Linked DNA regions of Homo sapiens: region 2 is linked to region 1. Evidence: chromatin loops called from intact Hi-C (ENCODE). Cell type or tissue: CD14-positive monocyte. All regions are shown on one strand. Each heading gives the region's core, and the rest is flanking DNA. Links, peaks and the distances in the headings are about the cores only.

The links. Hi-C counts contacts between places; a loop is a spot of excess contacts. Peaks named below come from ENCODE experiments on the same cell type or tissue, not always from the same donor. Only the 100,000 strongest peaks of a DNase experiment are listed, where the experiment ranks them.
Region 2: a loop joins it to region 1, with 8 times the contacts of the local background. A loop is called at or near these places in 8 of 110 quality-filtered maps.

Annotation. Positions count from the first base shown.
Region 1 is chr16:29,947,603-29,950,514 of GRCh38, forward strand. No RefSeq gene overlaps it. Among named protein-coding and RNA genes, the nearest start is that of TMEM219, 13 kb to the right of the region's middle. In CD14-positive monocyte, for the core only: no CTCF peak of the experiment used is centred there; no DNase peak of the experiment used is centred there.
Region 2 is chr16:29,891,278-29,894,189 of GRCh38, forward strand. All of the region lies in intron 5 of SEZ6L2 (seizure related 6 homolog like 2), which reads right to left. Among named protein-coding and RNA genes, the nearest start is that of SEZ6L2, 6.8 kb to the right of the region's middle. In CD14-positive monocyte, for the core only: no CTCF peak of the experiment used is centred there; a DNase peak (open chromatin) is centred at 1,074.

The DNA of each region.
Region 1 (2,912 bases), core at 176-2,675:
ATTAAAATGAATTAAGGTGCTTGGCATGACTGCCCCCTGTTTATTAGTTCTAATAGTTTTTTAGTGGAGTCTATGTTTTTTCTAAATATAAGATCTTATCATCTGCAAACAAGAATAATTTTTACTTCTTCCTTTCCAATTTGGACGCCCTTTGTTTCTTTCTCTTGTCTAATTGTTCTAGCTAGGTCTTCCAGTACTATGCTGAATAACAGTGGTGAAAGTGGGCATCCTTGTCATGTTCCAGATCTTAGAGGAAAGTCTTTCGGGTTTTCCTCATTCAGTATGATACTAGCTGTGGGTCTGTCATATATGGTTTTTATAATGTTGAGGTATGTTTCTTCTACACCCAGTTTTTTGAGGGTTTTTATTATGAAGTAGTGTTGAATTTTATCAAATGCTTTTTCAGCATCAATTGAAATGATCATATGGTTTTTGTCTTTCGTTTTGTTGATATGATGTACCACATTAATTGATTTGTGTATGTTGAACCATCCTTGCATCCCTGGGAGAAATTCCACTTCGTCATGATGATCTTTTTTTTTTTCTGAGGTGGAGTCTTGCTCTGTCACCTAGGCTAGAGGGCAATGGCACAATCTCAGCTCACTGCAGCCCCTGCCTCCTGAGTTCAAGTGATTCTCCTGCCTCAGCCTCCCCAGGAGCTGGGACTACAGGTACATGCCACCACACCCAGCTAATTTTTTTTATTGTAGAGTCAACATTTTGCCATTTACCCAGGCAAAATGAGTAACATTGTGACCTCCTGGGTTAAAGTGATCTTCCTGCCTTAGCCTATCAAAGTATTGGGATTATAGGCATGAGCTACCATGCCCAGCCAAATACTATCTTATTACCCATTATTTTAAACTGATAACTGATGACAACTTTTTTTTTTTTTTGAGACAGAGTCTCGCTCTGTCGCCCAGGCTGGAGTGCAGTGGCACGATCTTGGCTCACTGCAAGCTCCGCCTCCCGGGTTCGTGCCATTCTCCTGCCTCAGCCTCCCAAGTAGCTGGGACTACAGGCACCCGCCACCGTGCCCAACTAATTTTTTGTATTTTTAGTAGTGACGGGGTTTCACTGTGTTAGCCAGGATGATCTCGATCTCCTGACCTCGTGATCCACCCGCCTCGGCCTCCCAAAGTGCTGGGATTACAGGCGTGAGCCACCACGCCCGGCAAACTGATGACAACTTAACACTGGTTGCATAAACAAACAAACAAGCAAAATGAAAAAAAAAATAATAAAAACTCTACACTTTAACTTCCTCCCCCCCTGCTTTTTTTTTTTTTTTTTTTGAGATGGAGTCTCACTCTGTCGCCCAGGATGGAGTGCAGTGGCGCTATCTCAGCTCACTGCAACCTCTGCCTTCCATGGTTCAAGCGATTCTCCTGTCTCAGCCTCCTGAGTAGCTGGGACTACAGGTGCACACCACCACACCTGGCTAATTTTTGTATTTTTAGTAGAGACGGAGTTTCACCATATTGGTTAGGCTTGTCTTGAACTCCAGACCTTGTGATCCACCCGCCTCAGCCTCCCAAAGTGCCGGGATTACAGGCATGAGCCACCGTGTCCAGCCCCCACTGCTTTTTAATGTGGTTCCCTTTATGTCTTATTGTACTATGCCTTGAAATGTTGTAGTTATTGTTTTTTTATTGGTTCATTGTTTAGCTTTTCTACTTAAGAGTAGTTGGCCAGGCGCAGTGGCTCATGCTTGTAATCCCAGCACTTTGGGAGGCCTAGGTGGGTGGATCACCTGAAGTCGGGAGTTCAAGACCAGCCTGACCAACACGGAGAAACCCTGTCTCTACTAAAAATACAAAATTAGCTGGGTGTGGTGATACATGCCTATAATCCCAGCTACTCGGGAGACTGAGGCAGGAGAATCTCTTGAACCCGGGAGGAGGAGGTTGCAGGGAGTCGAGATCGCACCATTGCACTCCAGCCTGGGCAACAAGAGTGAAACTCCATCTCAAAAAACAAAACAAAACAAAACAAAAACAGATAATGGTAGTTTATATACCAAAATTACAGTGTTATAATACCCTGTATTTTTCTGTGTGCTTGCTATTACCAGTGAATTTTGTACCTTCAAATGATTTCTTATTGCTCATGAACATCCTTTTCTTTCAGATTGAAGAACTCCCCTTAGCATTTCTCGTAGGACAGGTCTGGTGTTGATGAAACCCTTCATTTTCGTTTGTCTGGGCAAGTCTTTATTTATCCTTCATGTTTGAAGAATATTTTTACCAGACATACTATTCTAGGGTAATTTTTTTTTCTTTTAGCACTTTCAATGTCATGCCATTCTTTCCTGGCCTGTAAGGTTTCCACTGAAAAGTCTGCTGCCAGATGGGAATTGGAGCTCCATTGTGTGTTTTTTTGTTTGTTGTTTGTTTGTTTGTTTTTCTGAGATGGAGTCTCGCTCTGTCGCCCAGGCTGGAGTGCAGTGGCGGGATCTCAGCTTACTGCAAACTTCACCTCCCAGGTTCAAGCGATTCTCCTGCCTCAGCCTCCTGAGTAACTGGGACTACAGACATGCACCAATACACATGTGTGTGTGTGTGCGTGTGCGCGTGTGTGTGTATTTTTAGTAGAGACGGGGTTTCACCATGCTGGCCAGGCTGGTCGTGAACTTCTGACCTCAGGTGATCCACCCACCTCAGCTTCCCAAAGTGCTGGGATTACAGGCGTGAGCCACCACGCCTTCTAATGCATTCTTTAGTATGTCAATTGCATTTTCCAACTCTAGAATTTCTGCTTATTTTTAGTTATTTCAATCTCTTTGTTAAATTTATTGATAGAATTCTGAATTCCTTCTCTGTGTTATTGTGAATTTCTTTGAGTTTCCTCAAAACGTCTTTTTTGAATTCTCTGTCTGAAAAGTCCCATCTGTGTTTCTCCAGGATTAGTCC
Region 2 (2,912 bases), core at 125-2,624, 56 kb before region 1:
GGTCTTGAACTCCTGACCTCAGGTGATCCACCTACCTTGGCCTCCCAAAGTGCTGGGATTACAGGCGTGAGCCACCATACCTGGCCTAACCACTGTCTACACTGGCCCAAGCCTTATTTATTTTGTGTCCTAAAAGGCTAGTCTATGAGGTCAGGAGTTCCAGACCAGCCTGGCCAATATGGTGAAACCCTGTCTCTAATAAAAATACAAAAAATTAGCTGGGCATGGTGGCACACGCCTATAATCCCAGCTACTCAGGAGGCTGAGACAGGAGAATCGCTTGAACCAAGGGGGCGGAGGTTGCAGGGAGCTGAGATTGTGCCATTGCACTCCAGCCTGGGCAGCAGAGTGAGACTCCGTCTCAAAAAAAAAAAAGGGCTAGCCTGGCTGATCAATGGGTGCAGCCAAGAGGCAGCATGGATCGGTGCAAAGACCACTGGATTTGTCATCAGGCAGACCTGAGTTCCAGTTCTAGCTCCAGAACTTACTAACTACATGCCTTTGAGCAGGTGACTTCATCTCTAGGGGCCTCTCACCTATTAACGGCAATAATAATTCCTATCAGGGAAGATTGGCCTGAAAATTAAATAAAAGAAACACGCAAAGCACCTGGCACATAGAAGCTGCTGAGAAAACGTTAATCACCCACCCCTCAGCCTCAATTAATGAATGACTGGGAGCCAGGGACTCGGGGATCTGTTGTCTGGCTGCAATAAACGTGCAGATGGTTGAGCAATCTACATAACCTTTGAGTCTTTTCCTTCCTTTGAGAGATAGAACTGACAATGGCCACTCTCAGGGTTTCTGTGAGAAGCAAATGAAACTAAGGTTGGTGAAAGGGCTTTGTAATGGGAAAGTTTGCTGAACTTGGGGTGAGGGGTGAAGGAGACTTTGGCTTTTCAGAGAAACTAATGAGGCCACTCTGGACCAGAGGCCCCAGCTAGTGCAGGTTGGGAAGGGCTGAAACAGGGCCTTGGTCCCAAAGGTACCCAGTGCAGCTGCGAAGCAGGGAAGACTGAGCAATGAAGGCCAATTTGTGCAATAGTCCTGCTTCCCCAAATGTTCCACTTAGCCTAAGGAGTCCTATTTTCAGTGCCCTGGGGAAGTGGCTGCTTAAAGGAGCCAGTGGGGAGCCATATCTTCAGATTTCACAATATCTGAAATCCAGCACTTGGCCCAGGCCCTCCAGGAATGCTCTTGCTCCCCAATAACCAGGTCCCTACTGCCAAATACACGTCCCCCAGCTTGCTGGCCCCCGATGAATAGGCACCTTTGCTATGCACACATGAGCCCCTAAGGCAGGTCCTGAGCAGAGGCCTCAAAAGAGGCTGGAGAGGACATGAGAATAGGATTCAGGGTGTACCCTGCATGAGGCACACAAGGCATCTGCGGTCAGCAGAGCTTTCAAGGAGGGCAGAGTGCGTGACACCAGCCAAGGCCATGCGGTGATGTGAAGGGGGCATTGGCCCGACACACAGTTCTCTCTGTCTCCATGAAGCATAGGAAGACAGTGGGGTCTGGAACAGGGCACTGGCTGGGCCCCTTTCCTCATGCACACATGTCTGCTAGAACACACCCTTGTACTGTGGGAAGGTTCCCGCACACACAGGTAAGCATGGATGTACACACATGTGCAGGTCATCTGTCATAGGTCCTAACAAATGCAGTCGTGCGTGAATACAGCCCCCCTTTCCTGCCCCCAGAAGTCAGAAGGATCTTTAAATTGCAAATCTGAGGCTTTCACTTTCCTGCTTAAAACATTTCAGGCCAGGCACCATGGCTCACGCCTGTAATCTCAGCACTTTGGGAGGTCAAGGCAGGAGGATTTCCTGAGGTCGGGAGTTCGAGACCAGCCTGACCAACATGGAGAAACCCCGTCTCTACTAAAAATACAAAGTTAGCCGGGAGTGGTGGGGCATGCTTGTAATCCCAGCTACTCAGGAGGCTGAGGCAGGAGAATCGCTTGAACCCGGGAGGCAGAGGCTGCGGTGAGCCAAGATTGCGCCATTGCATTCCAGCCTGGCCAACAAGAGCAAAACTCCATCTCAAATAAATAAATAAATAAATAAATAAAATTCAAATTAGGAGGCCTGGCGTGGTGGCTCATGCCTGTAATCCCAGCACTTTGGGAGGCCAAGGCGGGTGGATCACTTGAGGTCAGGAGTTCGAGACCAGCCTGGCCAACATGGTGAAACCCCATCTCTACTAAAAATACAAAAATTAGCCAGGCGTAGTGGCAGGTGCCTGTAATCCCAGATACTGGGGAGGCTGAGACAGGAGAATCATCTGAAGCTAGGAGGCAGAGGTTGCAGTGAGCTGAGGTCATCACCACTGCACTCCAGCCTGGGCAACAAAGTGAGACTCTGTCTCAAAAAAAAAAAAAAAAAAATTCAAATATCTGCCTGTCACACCTGCAGGTTGAAGTAGTCTGGACTGCTTACTGAAGCAGATAAGGCTCTTTATGGTCTGAATCTGACCTGCCTCCCAGCCTGGTCTCTGGCCCATTTCCCCTTCACCCGCTTCTGTGCTTTGAAAGTAATAGCAGTGACTGACAGTTTTGAGCTCTCACTGTGTACCACACGCTGTTTGTGTTTTTGTTTGTTTGTTTTTGAGACAGAGTTTCACTTTTGTCACCTAGCCTGGAGTACAATGGCGCAATCTCAGCTCAATGCAACCTCCGCCTCCTGGGTTCAAACAATTCTCTTGCCTCAGCCTCCCAAGTAACTGGGATTACAGGTGCTTGCCACCATGCCTGGCTAATTTTTGTAATTTTAGTAGAGATGGGGTTTCACCATGTTGGCCAGGCAGGTCTTGAACTCCTGACCTCAGGTGATCCACCAGCCTTGGCCTCCCAAAGTGCTGAGATTATAGGCGTGAGCCACCACGCCAGGCCACACACTGTTTTAAACACT